Regions from separate parts of the Homo sapiens genome. Here regions 1, 2 and 3 are each linked to region 4. Evidence: chromatin contacts called from ENCODE Hi-C or POLR2A ChIA-PET data. All regions are on one chromosome and are shown on one strand. Each heading gives the region's core, a stretch centred on a gene start or an enhancer-like site at or near the end of the contact. The rest is flanking DNA. Distances are from core to core; before and after follow the strand shown.

Region 1 (4,975 bases), core at 214-2,713, 400 kb after region 4:
GTGTTGATCATAAAGTGAACATGACCCTTTGGGAATTAACTGGAGTTCTTGTATTCCCTCATCTGTAAAATAGACATTATATTATCCACCCCACTGGATTGTTGTGAGGGTTGGATGAAATGATGCATGTAAACAGCTTAGTTAAGAGTTGGGTACAATCAGTGAACAAATGATTATGAATTAGTGCTTTTATTGTAGTCAGAATCATAAAGATTTGACAGGTTCCCATATCCCACCTCTGCTTGGACTACCTCATTTGCTCATATGCAAACATTATTTGGTACCTACTGTGTGTGCACCATGGGATGGGCCTGCCTCTGTGGAAAGTTCTTGGGTGCAGGGGGAGACAGCCATGGGCACTGATGACATCAGGTAGTTATCGTGAGTTTTGGCGGTGTCCAGAGCAAAGGGATGGTGGCGTATATACCAAGTGTGTTCTGGTGTGGGGGTGGACACGCACCAGGGCTAGGGCTGCAGAGAATGTCTGTGTTGCAGATCTAGGTTTCTCCATGATCATCGGTGGGAATGTGTTTTGTCTGCAAGTGTATGCTCATATGAGTTTCCCTGGGTCTCTGTGTGTCAGTGTGTTACCTGTGTGTGTGGGGGTATGGGTGTATGCATGCATGTATGTAACATGCCCATGTGTGTTACTCTGGACTTGTATGTCTGTATGTATACCTAGATTGGCGTGTGTTCTGTCTGTACATGCCCTCGTATGTTTCCTCACTTTTGTGTGTGTTTATATGTGTGTCATTTCTTGTGTGCCTCCAGGCCCCCCTTGCCACCTTGGGCAAGGGTGTGTACACCACCCAAGTGTCCACCTCCGCTTGTCTGATGCTGTCTGTGACGCCCCCGCTCTCTGCCTAGCTGAGCCTGTGTGGATGTGGGAGACTAATCTCCCCGCGGGCACTGCGTGTGACCTCACCCCCCTCTGTGAGGGGGTTATTTCTCTACTTTCGTGTCTCTGAGTGTGCTTCCAGTGCCCCCCTCCCCCCAAAAAATGCCTTCTGAGTTGAATATCAACACTACAAACCGAGTATCTGCAGAGGGCCCTGCGTATGAGTGCAAGTGGGTTTTAGGACCAGGATGAGGCGGGGTGGGGGTGCCTACCTGACGACCGACCCCGACCCACTGGACAAGCACCCAACCCCCATTCCCCAAATTGCGCATCCCCTATCAGAGAGGGGGAGGGGAAACAGGATGCGGCGAGGCGCGTGCGCACTGCCAGCTTCAGCACCGCGGACAGTGCCTTCGCCCCCGCCTGGCGGCGCGCGCCACCGCCGCCTCAGCACTGAAGGCGCGCTGACGTCACTCGCCGGTCCCCCGCAAACTCCCCTTCCCGGCCACCTTGGTCGCGTCCGCGCCGCCGCCGGCCCAGCCGGACCGCACCACGCGAGGCGCGAGATAGGGGGGCACGGGCGCGACCATCTGCGCTGCGGCGCCGGCGACTCAGCGCTGCCTCAGTCTGCGGTGGGCAGCGGAGGAGTCGTGTCGTGCCTGAGAGCGCAGCTGTGCTCCTGGGCACCGCGCAGTCCGCCCCCGCGGCTCCTGGCCAGACCACCCCTAGGACCCCCTGCCCCAAGTCGCAGCCATGAACTACCTGCGGCGCCGCCTGTCGGACAGCAACTTTATGGCCAATCTGCCAAATGGGTACATGACAGACCTGCAGCGTCCGCAGCCGCCCCCACCGCCGCCCGGTGCCCACAGCCCCGGAGCCACGCCCGGTCCCGGGACCGCCACTGCCGAGAGGTCCTCCGGGGTCGCCCCAGCGGCCTCTCCGGCCGCCCCTAGCCCCGGGTCCTCGGGGGGCGGTGGCTTCTTCTCGTCGCTGTCCAACGCGGTCAAGCAGACCACGGCGGCGGCAGCTGCCACCTTCAGCGAGCAGGTGGGCGGCGGCTCTGGGGGCGCAGGCCGCGGGGGAGCCGCCTCCAGGGTGCTGCTGGTCATCGACGAGCCGCACACCGACTGGTAAGCCACTGCCGCGGACGTCTCCCGTGGGCCTGGGTCCCCAGATCGTTCTTCTGCGAATGAGCAATTATCGAGCGCCGCTTGTGTGCCTGACACCTGGCCCTCTCACCTAAATCTTTTTCCTTTAAATTATTAAGCTGGATGCTTCCTCTGTGCCCCGCCCTTGTCGCCCCCCTCCGCCCCTTAAACCTTGATGGATCCAGGGAGCAATTATCAGGCACCTGCTGCGTACCTGTTCCCTACTACCCCTCCCCCAAAAGTCTTTGGCTTCAATATATCCTATGAGCCTTCGAAAACCGAACGTGTCCTTCCTACCCTCCCCAACCCTTGCCCCATAGGCCTTGTCCTCTAATGGATCTTGTGAGCACTTATCTAGTACCTGCAGTATGCCTCATCCAAGAGCCCTTCCCCAAGGCCTTTGATTTCAATGAGGTTTGTGAGCATTCTTTGAGAGCCTGATACTGTCCTGTTCTCCTCAACCCTTGCCCTGAGGCCTTCTCTAATGGGTCTTGTGAGCATGTGTCCAGTCTATGCTATGTGTCCCACCCCAGCTCCGTCCTTAAAGCCCTTTTAAACTATTTAGTAAACATTGAGTACCTGCTGTGTATCCCACCCCAGCTTCTCTCCAAAAGCTTTGCCTTTCATGGATCCTGTGAGTTTTGATTGGATGCCTTCTCTGTGCCCCAACTCCAAGCCCTCTCTCTGAGGGCCTTTTCTCCAAAGGATCTAGGAAGCATTTGTTAAGTGCCTGATACGTGCCGCACCCCCAAACCCCTTCTCAAACAAATCATTTTCCTCCAGTGAGTTCCATGAGCAGTTTTGAACCTTCTTTGTGTGACTCATCTTCAGACCGTCTCCTCAAAGACCTTTCCCTACAGTGGATCTAGAAAACATTTATTGAGTGCCTCTTGTATCCCCCGTTCTCCAGCTACTTCTTCAAAGACCTTTCCTTTGGTGGATCCATCTAGCATTTATCAACTGCCTGCAGTGTGAGCCTTCTCTAAAAGTTCTTTCCTCCAGTGTATTCAGCAAGCATGCATTGACTGGTGCCTGCTGTATACCCCACCCTCAAACCCTTTCTGCAATACCCTTTCCTCCAGTGGCTTCAGTCTGCATGTATTGAGCACTTTCTGCATGACCCAACCTTAGACCTCTCCATAAAGGCCTGTGCCTCCAGTTAATACAGTGCTCAGATATCTGGCACTTGCTGTGTGTACCATTCCAGTCACTCTTTCCAAAGACCTTTTCTTTTAATCACTCCTTGGAGTATTTATGGAGCACCTGCTGTGTACCTGATTGTGTGCCTTCTTCACAAAAGCCTTTTCTCCTATGGATGAAGAATCGAGCTCCCATAGATCAACTTTCTGCACTCCCATTTCCCCTCCCCATAGGACTTTTCCTTCAGGGATGCAGTGAGCCTTGATCAGGTGACTATATGTCCATCCCCAGCCCCACTCCCCAAAGGCCTTTTCTTCTAATGGATCCAGTGAGCATTTATTCCTTGTCTGTCATGTGCTCCATTTTAATCATCCTCCCCCAAAGACCTTTTCTTCCAATGGCTCCCCTGAGCATTTATGGAGTGTCTTCTGTGTGTTCTGTATATTCACACCTCCTCCCCAGAATTGTTTTCTTAACAGTAGATCCAGTGAGCACATATGCAGGACCTGTTGTTTTGGGGAGTACATTCTTCTTCCTTACCCCTAGGAGAGCCTGTTCCAATCACAAGGCCTCTCCCAAGGTCCTTTCCTGTGATAAATCCAGAGCTGAGTTTATAATGATCACCCCTTTCCCACTCCCTTCAGTACCCCTAGGATTCCCTCTACCAACTTTAATTCATACCCCCAAAGGGCTTTTAGTCTATTTAAGTAACACTTACTTAAGTAAACACTTTTACTTAATAGTTTTACTATTGACTTAATTTACTAAATAAATTTAGTAAATTTACTAAATTTACTATTTACTTAATAGTTTTACTATTTAAGTAAACACTTATTGAGCACTTACTGTATAAGTCACTTTCAACTTCCTCTTTCCAAGTCTCTGGAAATCCCTGACCCTGCCTCAAGAGCTCTCTCTCTAGGGGTCTACTTCAGCCTAAATGTATTGAGTACCAGCTGTTTACTGGTTAGATTACCTCTCCCCCAGGAGCCTTTACCGAGTAGCCTTTCTCTCCATTCAGAGCAATTTATTCATTCTGCAGATATTTATTGCATCCTTTCCATGAAAGTGTGGGAGGCATTTATTATGCACCATTATATACTAGGAATAACCCTTCTTCAGCTCCCCTTCCTTCTTTTTTTTCTAAATGCAGGTGTGCTTGAAATCCTCACCTGCCAGCTGGCCTTGCTATACCTTTTCCTCCATGCAACCCCACAATCATTTAATGAGCATTTATCGTATACTACTGAGAACCCTGCGTTAAATGCCTCTTCTCCCCTTTTTGTAGTCCCAATTCCCCCTTCAACAATCTCCATCCTGCCTTTTACACAACACAATCCTGAAAGCTCACAATGTGCACTGTTTTCCATTTATTCTAGCTAGGCCTCTTCCTCCACTTAGTAGCCATCTCCCCAGCTGCCTTTTTCTCCCCGAATTAGTCCAGAAAACACTTATTAATCTCTTACTGTATTATTTTCAAACAGCCACATTATCATCCCTGCAGCAGGCTTCTCCGCTTTTTTCTCTATCAATCTGTAAAGCATTTATGGAGCACGTGCTGTAATTCCTTCACCAACGTCCACTCACCAACGTGTTATCTTCCTGGTTAAGTTTGCTCCATTGAAGTCAGCAAACATCAATGAGGCCTCTGCTGGATATAGGTAATCACCCTCCTTTAGACTTCCGGTCTCCACTCCAGCCCTCCATGCAGGTCCTTTGCGTCTGCTTCCTTCTTTCCATCAAGCATTTATTATCTATGGAATACTGACAAGTCCCTTCCCCTTTCCATAATCACAAATTCAATGTTTTCCATTTTTTCTTTGTCCAGAAAACATTTATTGAGCACCTG
Region 2 (4,747 bases), core at 1,345-3,844, 360 kb after region 4:
CTGTCTCAAAAAAAATCTATAAATTCTACTTCTAGGAATTTATCACAAGGAAATAATCATGGCTCCGCACAAAAATTTGACAGCAAAGACTTATCCCATCCTGGTTATAACAACGAAAATATCTGAACACATTCAAATATCCAGTGACAGAGGAGTGGCTCAAAAATCTGAGGCCATCCAAAGAATGGAATGCTATGCAGCCATGTCAACAATTATCCTATGGTCTGGAAAGAAAGCAAATGTGATCAAATATTAACAACGAGTGAATCCAGGCCGGGCATGGTGGCTCACGCCTGTAATCCCAGCACCCTGGGAGGCCGAGTTAGGCGAACTGATTGAGCTCAGGCATTCGAGACCAGCCTGGGCAACATGGTGAAACCCCATTTCTACAAAAAATTAGCTGGGCATGGTGGCTCATGCCTGTAGTCCCAGCTATGCAGGAGGCTTAGGCGGGAGGATTGCTTGAGCCCGGTGGCAGAGGTTGCAGTGAACCGAGATCACACCACTGCATTCTAGCCTAGGCAAGAGAGCAAGACCCTGCCTCTAAAAAAATTTTAAAAATTCAAAATAAAACAACTGGCGAACTTAAGTGCAGGGTATATGAGTGTTCACTGTCAACTTTTCTGTAGGTTTGAAATGTAAAAATAAAGTTGGAAATACATTTTTAAGTAAAAAATTCTTTTTTGTGAAATATAAGTTAATAGACTTACACAGACTCATCTCCAGCCCATCAGAATTGTGTTCTCTGTTAAATAAATATGTGTCTTCTTTTCTCTCTTTTCACAGGAAAGTGGTATAGATTAACTAGATAATATTTTTCTACCTAGTATCTATTCCAATCACACTCAATGTAATTTAAACTATATGTAACATGAGATTTACAGACCAAAAAAACTAATCTCAATGTTTTCATTTTACAATTATCTCGTTCTAAGGGCAAAGAAAAGCTTAACTTGGCCAGGTGTGCTGGCTCATGCCTATAATCTCGGCATTTTGGGAGGCCGAGGTGGGCAAATCACTTAAGCCTAGGAGTTTGAGACCAGCCTGGGCAACATAGTGAGACTCTGTCTCTACAAAAACTTTTTTAAAAATTAGATGGGCGTGGTGGTGTATGCCAGTAGTCCCAGGTACTCCAGAGGCTGAAGCGGGAGGATCACTTGAGCCTGGGAGGTTGAGGCTGCAATGAGTCATGATCATACCACTGCACTCCAGCCTAGGGGACACAGACCCTGTCTAAAAAAGAAAAAAAAGAAAGAAAGAGAGAGAGAGAGAAAGAAAGAGAGAGAGAGAGAAAAGAAAGGAAGGAAGGAAGGAAGGAAGGGCTTAACTTGCTTGGGTTTTGAGCATTTGAAAAAAAAAACTTGCTTTTACATATGAAACACAAATTATCTGGGAAGACTTCCTTGGTAGGGGTGGGTGCTCTAGGCTCTACAGATGGAAATAGCATTTGGGGATTCATCCCATGGTCTGGATTCTTCTCCAGGCAAAGGCCCATTCTTGCTGGGTTATAAGTTCTTGTTTGAAAATCTAACCTGAAAAATAAATTCACTCAGTCACTCTAGTGCATAAGAATAAATTCACAAAAACCTTACCATTTAAATAAAAACATGGGAACTATGCCTAACTACAAGATGGCCAATCTTCGGCAGAGGACTTCAGCCACCCTCTCCATTTGACTATCAAACGAGGTGATTAGACAGAGAGTGTTGTCAATTTCCACTTGAGCCTCACTTATGGGTTGCGAGTGCAGAGCTGGAGTTATCAAAGATGAATTTTAGAAAACCTGTCTCTGTTTAAAACCTTTTAAATGCTTATACTCAGTCCCATTGCCAGGAGTGAAATCCAAACCTCCCGTGTGAAAAATCAATATCCAGGCCGACAGATCACACGGGATCTTCCTTATAGACCAGAACCATAGTCAATTTTTAGGTCCTTTTAAATATTAAACTCTTCACTTCCTCTACCTCCACCTGTGCGTCGCGCCTACCTTAGAACCCGCCAAATCCCATTAAATCCCACCCCCACCAGCCACACACGGTCTCCATAGGCTCCAGGCGCCGCTTTTGCAGTCCCCCATTGGCCGGTTTATTGCCAGACGGCCCCTGCTCGCACGCCCTAGTCTTCTTTGATCTCCTCGGATTCCGTGAAGCCCTGCCCTTCTCTTCTCCCCTTTGGCCCGTCTTCTTCCACTCAGGCCCGCCCCTCCCCAACTGGCTATTTGGTTGGCCAGCGCGCTTGCCACTTACGTCATTCACCCGCGCCACCCGGAAGCCGCGGTTCCTACCAACCGTTCTTATTGCTGGCGGCCTGAGGTAAAGGCCGCGCTTGGGTGTCCCTGGGTGGTCGGGTCCCCGAGTTGGGAGGGGCGGAAGGCTGAACCTCCAGCTTGAGCCGGACAAGCCGATTCCCAGCGTTGAGAGGGTAGAGATGAACTGTGTGTGAGGCCAAACTGGATCGGTCAACATGGTCTTCCCCCTCCCCACTCCCCAGGAGCCCATCATGGCGACGCCCCCTAAGCGGCGGGCGGTGGAGGCCACGGGGGAGAAAGTGCTGCGCTACGAGACCTTCATCAGTGACGTGCTGCAGCGGGACTTGCGGTGAGTGACAGTGCGGGGGGCGGGGCGTTTGGAACATTCCACGTGGTGGGTGGGGCGTTCAAAGTTAGGGCCAACCCTTTGAATTGGCGGGCGAGGCGTTCAGAGTCCGGCCCCGCGCTCCTTGGAGCGAGAAGTGGGGACGACATCCGGGGTGCAGTTTGGCTGGGACGTGGCGTTCATAGCAGGGGCGTGTCAGCGCATGCGCGGCCTCCGATGTTTAACAGATTAAGGCTTGTTTTCTGGAGCCACAGTTCTCGGGTTCGAATCCTGGCTCGGCCATTCTTCATCCTTGTGAATACGTCCTACCTCGCCTTTCTGTGCCCTATAAACTTTACTCTTCTGTGAAATGGGGAGTTTTCTGGAACCTTCCCCATGCAGTGGTTTTGAGTTTTTGATGTGTCCCATCTTTGTCAAGAATTTAGCATGGATGCCTGAAACATAGTAGAGGTTCAATGAGTATGAAGAAATATTATTGCAATCTTTGTTAATCTAAGCAGGAAATAAGGTGTTCAGAACTAGGCCTATGAGCATCCTAAAAGGGATGGAGGATTTTTCTAGGGTGAGGATGGGACATTATGATTGGAGTTCAGTATTGGGAGTATAATAATAGTAATTATAACTAACATGTATATAGAGAGTTTACCATTTGATAAGCATTATTCTAGATGCTTTGTAGTAAACGCTCATTTAATCCTAATGACTCTACAAGGTAATACTGTCATCTGTATTTTATAAATGGGGAAACTGAGTCCCAAACAGGTTATTTACTTGCCAAAGTCACACATCTATAAAGGATAGAGCCCAGATCCAAACCCAGGCAGTCTGACCCAGAGCCGAAAATTAACTTATGCACTAAAAAGCCTTTTCAGTGTATGGTGACATGAGAGTCTCAGAGGGTCATGATATGAGGTATACTAGGAGGAATGGGGCTGCCTATTGGTCACCATTGTACTTTCGTCCCATCAGAAAGGTGCTGGACCATCGAGACAAGGTATATGAGCAGCTGGCCAAATACCTTCAACTGAGAAATGTCATTGAGCGACTCCAGGTAAAGACTATGGGATTGGGTACCATTTTTTTGGTATGTGTGGGCAAGGGAGGGAAATGGGAAGAGAGACTCCAGACCCAACCCTGTCACCTGACCTAAGAGTTCACCACTGACCCCTACCTCTTTTTCCCTGGCCCCACAGGAAGCTAAGCACTCGGAGTTATATATGCAGGTGGATTTGGGCTGTAACTTCTTCGTTGACACAGTGGTGTGAGTGTCTACCCGCCCCTCTGAGCCCACAGGGTTCAGCTTACCCCTTCCCTCATGCAACTTATATTTTTTTGAGTATCTTCTATGTACCAGGCACTATGCGAGGTTTTATATCCCAGTAGGATATAAGCTAGGTGCTGGGGATGTGACAGTGAATAAAATAGGACAAAATCCCTGCCTTCCCAGAGCCTCAATTTGGGGAAGGGTGGGGAGCAAAACATAAACTATGCTAAACAGTGATAAGGACTTCTCCCCACTTCCTCTAACCTCTCTTTCCTCAGCCCAGATACTTCACGCATCTATGTGGCCCTGGGATATGGTTTTTTCCTGGAGTTGACACTGGCAGAAGCTCTCAAGTTCATTGATCGTAAGAGCTCTCTCCTCACAGAGTAAGTCCATTCCATGAGGATAGTGTGTAAAAACACCACCATTTCCAACACTCTTCTCCCTTTACCCATGGCTGCCTGGAATGATACTTAAGGACTCATCTCCCCTCCTCTTCAGAGCTGGGGCTGAAGAAATGGGGTTGCAAAGCCCATGTGTAGCACATAATAAGCACTCAAAAAATGATCTTTGTATTGTTCATTCACGCAAACATTTATTGGGCATCTTCTGTATGCCAGGCACTGTGCTTAGCAGTGGGAATGCAGCAGTGAACAAGACAGAAGAGTTCCTTGAAGGCTTACAATCTAGAAGGACTATACTGTTATACATAAATACAATTATGACCAGATCCATGAGGTCTCAGCCTGTTAGAATTGGTAACAAGAAAACTAGTTACCTATGATTTCACTTCCTGCTAATTTTACTATTCATTCACTGTGTTCCTGCCACACTCACCTTCACATGCTTCTTTCAACACCCCAAGAATGATCCCACCCCAGGGATATTG
Region 3 (4,992 bases), core at 1-2,500, 380 kb after region 4:
CCCCTGCTGCTATACATGCCGCCCCAGGGGACACTGTCTCTGGAAAGCCAGGCACACCCAAGGGTGCAGGAATGGCAGGCCCAGGCGGTTTGGCACGCAGCAGCCGGAACGAGTACATGCGCTCGGGCCTCTATTCCACCTTCACCATCCAGTCTCTGCAGCCGCAGCCACCCCCTCATCCTCGGCCTGCTGTGGTGCTCCCCAGTGCAGCTCCTGCAGGGGCAGCAGCGCCCCCCTCGGGGAGCAGGAGCACCAGTCCAAGCCCCTTGGAGGCCTGTCTGGAGGCTGAAGAGGCCGGCTTGCCTCTGCAGGTAAGGACTGGAATATAGAAATTCAGTAAGAGGAGGCAGTAAAGAGGAGGGATGTGTAATCCCCGGATGACGAGGGAGGCTGGTAGAAGAGACATAGCTGTCCCGTTAAAGGAGATAATGGTGGAAGGAAGACATCCTCTTAGAAGGAGGGGTGGGGCAGAGAGCTACACAAATCCTGAGACAGAAAGGGGAGAATACTGTGCTACAGTTAGTAGCTGCCGAACATGTAGGTGCCTGGAATATGTTTAATGCACTGGTTCTCGCACTCTAGTGCTCATCAGAATCACCTGTAGGTCTTGTTAAACCACAGATTGCCAGGCACACCCCCAGAGTTTCTGAATTTGTGGGGCTGGGGAGGGGCCCAATAATTTGCATTTTTAACTTGTTACCAAATGAGGCAGATATTGCTGGTCCAGAGGAAGGTAAATTTTTGAGAACCACTGTTTTAATGAATGAGGATGGTATCCCTCAGATTCCTACCCGCTTCAGGTTGTCTCACCCCAAGTCCCCTGTCCCATAGGAGGACCTGCCCCAGAGGAAGCCCTACTTCCTTGACGAAGTCCTATGTCCTGTTGGAGGACTTGCTCTGATGTGCAGTCATGCCCTGAGTACCAAGTGCCACCTTCCCGGGGAAATCACTGGGTGGCCCACAGGAGAATCCTGTGGTCCCAACAATCCTTACACACCCTCTTTGTGCCTGCTCCTCTACCAGGTCATCCTGACCCCGCCCGAGGCCCCAAACCTGAAATCGGAAGAGCTTAATGTGGAGCCGGGTTTGGGCCGGGCTTTGCCCCCAGAAGTGAAAGTAGAAGGGCCCAAGGAAGAGTTGGAAGTTGCGGGGGAGAGAGGGTTTGTGCCAGAAACCACCAAGGCCGAGCCAGAAGTCCCTCCACAGGAGGGCGTGCCAGCCCGGCTGCCCGCGGTTGTTATGGACACCGCAGGGCAGGCGGGCGGCCATGCGGCTTCCAGCCCTGAGATCTCCCAGCCGCAGAAGGGCCGGAAGCCCCGGGACCTAGAGCTTCCACTCAGCCCGAGCCTGCTAGGTGGGCCGGGACCCGAACGGACCCCAGGATCGGGAAGTGGCTCCGGCCTCCAGGCTCCGGGGCCGGCGCTGACCCCATCCCTGCTTCCTACGCATACATTGGTGAGTGCCTGCGGAGGGGTGGGGTGTGTGGGCGCCAGCACCAATGGGATTGGCATGTGGCGGGTGACTGACAGGAATCAGAGGAGGGTGAGTGTGGTTGTTCCTGAAGAGGGTGGAGCCTTTGAGTGTGATTGACTGGGCTGATGCTGGCTGGAGGGATGGGGTTTGATTAGTGAAGGGCAGGGCTGGGGACTTTTGTGGGTGGGACCGAGGGTCTTTCTGTGGGACTGTTTCTAGGTTGGGGTGTGGCTTAAGGAACCTGAGCAGGGCTTTTTGGTCTGGGATGTGCATATGGGGTTTCATGGGTGGGACATGAGTTGGAAGTTGACCCTGAGCTGTTGGGATGGTGACTTGAGAGGTTTGAGAGCAGCATTTGGATAGGGTCTTGTGGGTGGTCTTGACCAATGAGGTCTCAGCAACTGAGGGTGGGCTCTCGGGAGTGGGGAGTGGGGGGTGTCTGCAGAGTTTGAGAGATCATAGGCATGGCCTCCATGGTTACCATCTAGGTGTGTGCACTTTGGGGAGTGACCCTGGGAGTGTGAGTGGGAAATCTGTGGTGGGGCCGGGACCAAGTCCCTTCCAGCATCCCACATCTACTTTCTACTCACTTGAGCTCCGACCACCCTCTCCCCACAGACCCCGGTGCTGCTGACACCCAGCTCGCTGCCTCCTAGCATTCACTTCTGGAGCACCCTGAGTCCCATTGCGCCCCGTAGCCCGGCCAAGCTCTCCTTCCAGGTAGGATCCTCTTTCCCCGTTTTGGACAGGGTGAGAGACCCAAGAATGGCCCCCATCTGTGACCTCTCCCTCTTTTTGCCCCCAGTTTCCATCCAGTGGCAGCGCCCAGGTGCACATCCCTTCTATCAGCGTGGATGGCCTCTCGACCCCCGTGGTGCTCTCCCCAGGGCCCCAGAAGCCATGACTACTACCACCACCACCACCACCCCTTCTGGGGTCACTCCATCCATGCTCTCTCCAGCCAGCCATCTCAAGGAGAAACATAGTTCAACTGAAAGACTCATGCTCTGATTGTGGTGGGGTGGGGATCCTTGGGAAGAATTACTCCCAAGAGTAACTCTCATTATCTCCTCCACAGAAAACACACAGCTTCCACAACTTCTCTGTTTTCTGTCAGTCCCCCAGTGGCCGCCCTTACACGTCTCCTACTTCAATGGTAGGGGCGGTTTATTTATTTATTTTTTGAAGGCCACTGGGAGGAGCCTGACCTAACCTTTTAGGGTGGTTAGGACATCTCCCCCACCTCCCCACTTTTTTCCCCAAGACAAGACAATCGAGGTCTGGCTTGAGAACGACCTTTCTTTCTTTATTTCTCAGCCTGCCCTTGGGGAGATGAGGGAGCCCTGTCTGCGTTTTTGGATGTGAGTAGAAGAGTTAGTTTGTTTTGTTTTATTATTCCTGGCCATACTCAGGGGTCCAGGAAGAATTTGTACCATTTAATGGGTTGGGAGTCTTGGCCAAGGAAGAATCACACCCTTGGAATAGAAATTTCCACCTCCCCAACCTTTCTCTCAGACAGCTTATCCTTTTCAACCAACTTTTTGGCCAGGGAGGAATGTCCCTTTTGTTCTTCCCCCTGAGAAGCCATTCCTTTGTCTGCCAACCTCCCTGGGGTCCTGCCTGTTTCCTCCCAATGGAGGGTTTTTTTGGGGGGTGGTCCCCGTCTGGGGGGCCCCTCCAGCCAGTACTCCAGGTCTCCCTGTCTCTCCCCCGCTGCCATTTTGATAGTATAATCTATTTTTAAATGGGGCTTTTCAATAGGGGAGAGGGAGTCATCTCTTCCTATATTTGGTGGGGTGGGTGGGAAGGAAGGGATTTGGGGGGGAATCTTCCTGCCGCCTCCCCCACTCCAAGTGTTTATTTTTGATACCAAACATGAATTTTCAGTTCCCTCCCTCCCAGCCCCCCAATTTCCTGCGGGCGGGTACAAAGGACCCTTTCAATGTCCCTGGAGTTGGGAGGGAGGAATGGGGGACATAAAGCCTGTCCTGTCTCTATTCTAGGCAAGAGAGAGTGGGTTCAAAAGACTCCTGGGCTCACCTGTTAGCGCTGGCCCAGCCCAGGCCTTGGGACCTGGGGGTTGGTGATTTGGGGGACAGTGCTACACTCGTCTCCACTGTTTGTTTTACTTCCCCAAAATGGACCTTTTTTTTTTCTAAAGAGTCCCAGAGAATGGGGAATTGTTCCTGTAAATATATATTTTTCAAAGTGATGCTGGAGGCTGCTGGCACTTTTTCTCTGATGTTGTCAGGACTAGCTGAGCGTGACACGCATGACTGTGTGTGGAGGGTGTGAGGCAGAGGTCGATTGTGAGAGAAACGGTGTGATGGCGTGTGTGAGAAACAATAGTAGGGACTGCATATCGGTAACCATGTGTGTGTCAGAGACGTGGAAAGCTGTGATTGTGTGTGAGAGTGTGCAGAAGTTGTGACCACAGACTTTTGATGGTGTGTCTATGTGGGAAATTGTGGCTGTGTTTCAGAAAATAACTGAGCCTGGATGAATAGTCAAGGTACTGTACAAGAACCTGTGATGGTATGCACAAAATAATGTCTACGAGAAGGGAACGGGGACTGCAGCCCTGTCACTGTTTGATGGCGAGCAAGACAGACTGGGTGACCAAAACCACATGTGAGAGACTACGTGGGCATGAAACTACAGTAGAGGTTGTCAGGGATTGTGGCAAAGATTGTGTAGGTGACAAACCTCACTGTAGGCGACTCAACGTTTGAGAAATAGATGATGTGCAAAACTGTTTACTTGAGGCTGTAGTGTCAGCTAAAGCTGTAAGACTGTATGGGTGCGAACTTGATTGTACGGGAGAGAATGGCTGGGAGACCAAACCAGTGACCGAGACCAAAGATACAAGAAGGTGCAATTGTGTGTACGAAAGCAGGCGTGAGAGACTGCAGCAAAGACTGAGAAAAACGAATGGCTGTGACTGGGAGAGTGTGACAGGCTGTGTGTGTGTGTGTGTACACCTGAAACTAGTTGCAAATCGATTTACCATTACTACCACAGTCTATCCCACAGGTTCAGGGACTGTGAGAAAGTAGGAGAGAAAATGACGGTGAGCCGGACGGAGCCACTGACATGGTGTGAGAGACCACATCACTGGGCATGCAAGGGAGAGGGACAAGGAACTGTTTATGAGAGACTTGGCAGTAGCAGTAACTGGAAGTCAGAAACTGTGGGAGAGGAACTTGACAACTGAGTGATGTCAGAGCACCAGGGGGTCTGTGAAACAGTTCATAAGAAACCATAAATCAGGGGCCATACAAAAGAGCTGAGCAAATGAGACATGCCAAGTGACCACGTGACAGTGTGTGAGAAACTTGTAAAGCTGTGCACGTGTGTCCGTGATGAGCTGACCATATGAAGAAAATGACGGTGTGCACGACTGAGAGGGCATGGGTGACTGTGGGTGACTTATCGAGGGCCTAGTGGTGATTGTGAAATACTGACCGAGTATATCAGAAGCTGACTGAGGGACAGTGATGACTGAGACAGTGGCTGAGA
Region 4 (5,059 bases), core at 386-2,885:
ACATTATGCCACGTTAAAGAAGCCGGACACAAAAGACCACAAAGTGTATGATTCTACTTATATGAAATATCCATAATAGGCAAATCTATAGCACCAGAAAGCAGATTAAGTGGTAGCCAGGGGCTGGGGGGAAAGGGGAATAGGGAATGATTGTTTAATGGGGATGAGGTTTCCTTTTGGGGTGGTGAAGACAGCCTGGAATTAAATAGTGGTAATGGTTGCACAATACTGTGAATGTCCTAAATGGCACTGAATTGTGCAATGTAAAATAGTTAAAATAGTAAGTTTCATGTTATGTGTATTTTACCACAATAAAAAGAAAGGTGTTTATATGGGGTACAAGATGCGTGAATGGTGGCCATGAAGCAGAATGAATGAAAGAAAATGGCAGTGTGACTGAATGGCGGGAAATTGGGGGCACCGTGGGAGAGAATACATGTTAATGATTGGTAGAGTGGGAAGGAGTAGGAGCCATGAGGGGCAGAGTGAGCTGGAAGGGGAGTGATGCTGTTACTTTATATCTGAGTGGGTCCTGTGCTCCTGGAAAGCAGTCATGGTTACAAAATTCTCACAGCCCCTGGCTCCCTTTGGGGTTCCAGCAAAGGGCTAACTGCAAAAGTCCCTGGATTACCTGCTTGGGCTGCCATAATAAAATGCCACAGACTGGACGGGTTAAACCAGAAGTTTATTTGGCATAGTTCTGGAGGCTGGGAGAAGTCCAAGATGAAGGGGCCAGCTGATTTGGTTCCTGGTGAGGGTTCTCTATAAAGAAAGCCATAAGGCTTGCAGACAACTGCCTTCTTACTGTGTTTTCACATCACCTCTTTTTTGTGCAAATGGAGAGAGAGTGAGCAAACTCTTGGACGTCTGTTTTTATAAGGGCACTAATCCCATTAGACCAAGGCCCCACCCTCATGACCTCATATAGCCTTAATTACCTCCCAAAGGCCCCATCCTCAAATACCATCACATTGACAGTTTGGGCTTCAACGTATGAATGGGGGGGGGGGGGGGGAAGGGGCGCAATTCAGTCTATAGTAGTCCCTAATGTATTTACACATTCTGAGATAAGACCTATCTCTATCTGTCCTGATTGATGACTCAAGGATGACTCTTTTGCTTACCTGCCTCTATACAACCCGAGGTCTCTTTCCTTGTCTTTGGGATGTTCCTCATTAAGAAAAGTTTTCCCTATTGCAATAAGCTGAAAGGGCTCACCTGTGCATTTTCTTTCAGGTGATCAATTGGTAGAATATGATTAATAGGGGAGAGTGTTTGAGGTCCGGAACCTGATCACTGTCTGTCTCCTGTTTATTCCCCTAGGCCTCAGGGAGGCCTCATAGGACTGGGACCCTGGAATCTCCGCCCTCTCAAATCTCTCTGCAACAGTTTCCCAGGAGGAGGATGGAATGTAGTCCTGGCGGGGTCGCGATCAGATCTGTCTTCTCACCTAGTCTCCGACTAATATTCCACCTCACCTGGGCCCCTTTATCCCTGGGCTTATGTCTCCAACTCTCCCTGCGCCTATGTTTACCAATGTCACTTTCTTCACGTTTCTTTCTCCGTGGGCAGATTGTACCACACCTCCCTATTTGCACCAGTGGTATCTCCCACAACGGACTGTACCAACCTGAGCCTTCGCCACCGCTAGCTTAATAGTATCTATCTCCCTACTGTTATTTTCTTGAGAGGAGTACCAGCTCCACACGTTCTCCCCATCTCCCCACTGATACTGACCGGTGGAGGAATGTATTATCACCGGCTCTGCATCCTTTTTCCCCGGTAATAGGTACCAGGGATGTCCGTACCATTTCAGGCGTCCCCCGTCTCCGCAGTGGTATCTCCCGGCGGAGGGGTCTGTGGTCCTGAACTCAACATTTTTACATACCCGTTCTCTTGAAACCCCCCCAAACACGCCCATAATTTGCCCGTCACTAGCTTTGCACAAAGGGCCCCACTTTTATCGCCAAGTTTTCAAAGTCCTCTCGGAGTTCTATCTTTTCCAAACTTTAAAAGGCATATTACTCTCCTGTACGGAATGGTAAGGGCTGTAAAGATGCCTGCTCCCTTGACAAGCTGGTTTACTGGCACGGCCATTTTTCTTGCCAGCCAAATACGTACAATCATTGCAGTTAAGGAACAAAAAAGTTTTGGTGTTCTATAGCACTGCTTAATAACTATAGTTAGCAATAATTTATTGTACATTTTCAAATACCTAGAAGAGAGGATTTTGAATATTCCCAACGCAAAGAAATGATAAATATTTGAGGTGATGCACATGCTAATTACCCTGATTTGATCATTACACATTGTATGCATGTATTGAAATACCACTCTGCACCCTACAAATATGTACAATTAAAAAAATTTAATCATTAAATTAAAGAAAACCACAGAACAACTTTGGCTGCTAGCACCGACGGCTTTGGGAACGGTACTGCGCATGAGCAAGTATAGTGACTGGCAGTACCTAATTAATGCAGGATAAAGGTCGGAAAAAGGTGGCTGTCAGAGGAAGTTGTGACTGATTTTGGAAACACAAGGGGACCTTGCCTGAATAAGCATTCGGATCTTAACATCAGAGCAGGGTATGAGGCGGGGCAGAGAGTTTACATCGAACGGAAGTGAGAGGGCTGGTGGTCTGCGGACAGAGTCGTCATTTAACCTCTTTGTGCCTTAGTTTCTCTAACTGTAAAATAGGGATGATGATGTTAATGATAATAATAATAATACCTGCCTTGTATGGTTGTTGTGTAGATCAATTGAGTCAATATAAGTGTTTACAACAATGCCTAGCACATACGTAAGTCTTATATATGAGTTTAATATTATTATTATACTATTATTAATACCATAAAATGGATACATATAAACACATAAAATGGAATAGGGAAGTAGAGCAAAACCAAGGCCAGGTTGAAATGTCTATATGTAGATCATAGGATTCTACATAATTATGTTGAGCTACAGTTATTTTTCTGAGCTTCCTAGAAGCCACAACATAGAGGGGGAAAAAAGCTCATTTGCTTTATTTATCTCACCCATACAGAGAAAGTAAGCCACTTCCTCAGAAGCAAAGATTTCTTTGATAAGACAGTTCTCTGATGCGTCAGCCAAGTCCCTTATCAGCAATCTTGTGATAAATACAGAGATAGGATTGCTCTGCTGTGACTTAAAATATGTCTGCATGTCAACCAAAGGTGTCCTGCTAAAGCAGAACTAAAAATATGTGACTCTTCAGGAAATCAAAGCCATGTCTGCACAAATAGCTCTTATGTTCTGGCTCAATATATGGACCTTGATCATCAGGAAGAATCAGTAAACCTCATGCCCTTCAAATTCTTTTCTGATCTATATGTAGTTTTTCCACATCTGGGGTTTCAGAACAGCCTGAGCAACCCAAAGGTCTGCCCTTTTCCTTTTTAGGCTCAGAATTCATGATGTCCCTAAGCATGTTCAGTACTTTCCCTTCTGCCCTTTTTAAGAAAGTCTATATTATTTTGTCATTTTTTTCTCTTCCTACAGAAGTGATTTAGAAGTGGCACACCAAAAATCCAAACTCTTGAGGAATATACAATCTGAAAGGGGGAATTCACTTATAATCTCATATCACCACTCATTCCAAATAACCAATTTCTGATGAATTTGGTTAATTTCCACCTATACACCTCTCTCTCCCCCTTGTTCTTTCTCTTTATATTTACATACACATATAAATATATACGTATGTAAATGTCTTCCTTTTGCTAAAATCTGCTCATTATGTAAAACTGTTTTGCCATTCCATTTGCCCAGAATAGTATTAATAATGGTCATAGTGGTAATGATAATGATAATACAAATGATAATGATAACAAAAGTGACACAACAAGAGCCGACATGTAGTGAGCTCACACTGCACCTGACACCATACTAAGCATTATATATGCATGATCACTTTTAATTCTCACAATGACCTTAGGAAGTAGGTACCATTTTTATCTACCTCTTACAGCTAAGGAAGCTGAGTACCAGAGTGGATAAGCAGATTGCATGGGCTTGCACAGCTGCTCACTGGCATAGCTGGAATAGCCCCTACTTAATGAACACTTGTTGATGGAAGGTATTTCAGTATCAGGACATAGAGATATTTTTAAGAGATGCTTTTTTTTCTTGTATGCATGTACTACGATTTATTAATCAGCCCCATATTGAAGGACTTCTGTGTAATTTCTGCTACAGTGTGGCAGTGATCTCTCTTGTCGTCTTTTTCTTTAACTTTTATTTTAGGTTCAGGGGTACATGTGCAAGTTGGTTATATAGGTAAACTCATGTCACGGGGGTTTGTTGCACAGATTATTTCATCACCAAGGTACTAAACCCAATGGTTATTTTTTTTTTTCATCGTCTCCCTCCTCCCACCCTCCACCTTCAAGTAGGCCCCAGTGTCTGTTGTTCCTCTCTTTGTGTCCATTAGTTCTCATCATTTAGCTCCCACTTATAAGTGAGAACATGCAGTATTTAGTTTTCTGTTCCTGTGTTAGTGTGTTAAGGATAATGGCCTCCAGCTCTATTCATGTTGCTGGCCTCCAGCTCTATTCATGTTGCTGCAAAGGACATGATCTTGTTCTTTTTAAAATTGTTATTATTATTTTTTTGTAGAGACGAGGTCTACAGATGAGGTCTTGTTATGTTGTCCAGGCTGGTCTTGAACTCCTGGGCTCACATGATCCTCCCACCTTGGCCTCTCAAAGTGCTGGGATTACAGGCATGAGCCACTGCACCTGGCCTGATCTCATTCTTTTTGATGGCTGCATAGTATTCCATGGTGTATATGTACCACATTTTCTTTGTCCAGACTACCATTGATGGGCATTTAGGCTGATTCCATGTCTTTGCTATTGTGAATAGTGCTGCAGTGAACATATGCATGCATGCGTCTTTGTGGTAGAACAATTTATATTCCTTTGGCTGTATACCCAGTAATGAGATTGCTGGGTTGAATGGTAATTCTCTCTTTAGCTCTTTGAGGAATTGCCACGCTGCTTTTCACAATGGTTGAGTTAATTTACATTCCCAC

What was found. Hi-C counts contacts between places; a loop is a spot of excess contacts on that map. ChIA-PET counts read pairs that join two places held with the same protein, here RNA polymerase II (POLR2A). Pooled maps may share reads with other maps.
Region 1: a map of CD8-positive, alpha-beta T cell shows a loop between it and region 4 (10-fold over the local background). The contact joins the promoter of SYN1 here to the enhancer-like site in region 4. A Hi-C loop is called at or near these places in 1 of 168 maps with a recorded cell type or tissue (CD8-positive, alpha-beta T cell), 1 of 37 single-sample maps with no recorded cell type and 8 of 50 pooled maps.
Region 2: a loop to region 4 is called in a map of CD8-positive, alpha-beta T cell, with 10 times the contacts of the local background. The contact joins the promoter of UXT-AS1 here to the enhancer-like site in region 4. A Hi-C loop is called at or near these places in 38 of 168 maps with a recorded cell type or tissue (A673, CD4-positive, alpha-beta T cell, CD4-positive, alpha-beta memory T cell and 26 more), 35 of 37 single-sample maps with no recorded cell type and 39 of 50 pooled maps. POLR2A ChIA-PET finds 5 or more read pairs at or near these places in 1 of 52 experiments (naive thymus-derived CD4-positive, alpha-beta T cell).
Region 3: a loop to region 4 is called in a map of A673, with 5 times the contacts of the local background. The contact joins two enhancer-like sites. A Hi-C loop is called at or near these places in 5 of 168 maps with a recorded cell type or tissue (A673, esophagus muscularis mucosa, heart left ventricle and 1 more), 2 of 37 single-sample maps with no recorded cell type and 12 of 50 pooled maps. POLR2A ChIA-PET finds 5 or more read pairs at or near these places in 1 of 52 experiments (activated T-cell).

What each region holds. Positions count from the first base shown.
Region 1 is chrX:47,616,345-47,621,319 of GRCh38, reverse strand. SYN1 (synapsin I) reads left to right here and starts at 1,463. Exons shown (of 13, transcript NM_006950.3): 1 at 1,463-1,968. The coding sequence starts at 1,592. RefSeq lists silencers at 1,240-1,449, 1,156-1,450.
Region 2 is chrX:47,656,680-47,661,426 of GRCh38, reverse strand. UXT-AS1 (UXT antisense RNA 1) reads right to left here and starts at 2,594. Exons shown (of 2, transcript NR_028119.1): 1 at 2,247-2,594; 2 at 1,316-1,532. UXT (ubiquitously expressed prefoldin like chaperone) reads left to right here and starts at 2,247. Exons shown (of 7, transcript NM_004182.4): 1 at 2,247-2,312; 2 at 2,491-2,597; 3 at 3,564-3,645; 4 at 3,788-3,855; 5 at 4,137-4,244. The coding sequence starts at 2,500. RefSeq lists silencers at 1,978-2,317, 2,596-2,675 and enhancers at 1,898-2,399, 2,156-2,415, 2,400-2,903.
Region 3 is chrX:47,634,214-47,639,205 of GRCh38, reverse strand. ELK1 (ETS transcription factor ELK1) reads left to right here. Exons shown (of 7, transcript NM_001114123.3): 4 at 1-311; 5 at 1,024-1,455; 6 at 2,092-2,193; 7 at 2,279-3,685. The coding sequence ends at 2,377. Among named protein-coding and RNA genes, the nearest start is that of CFP, 6.8 kb to the right of the region's middle. Within about 2 kb of position 1,250, at least 5 of the 41 ENCODE cell types and tissues checked have a DNase peak (open chromatin) inside an H3K27ac peak, as active enhancers do.
Region 4 is chrX:48,018,112-48,023,170 of GRCh38, reverse strand. No RefSeq gene overlaps it. Among named protein-coding and RNA genes, the nearest start is that of SPACA5, 14 kb to the right of the region's middle. RefSeq lists a silencer at 2,042-2,091. Within about 2 kb of position 1,635, at least 38 of the 41 ENCODE cell types and tissues checked have a DNase peak (open chromatin) inside an H3K27ac peak, as active enhancers do; they include A673, CD4-positive, alpha-beta T cell, CD8-positive, alpha-beta T cell and 12 more, where a contact is called at or near this core.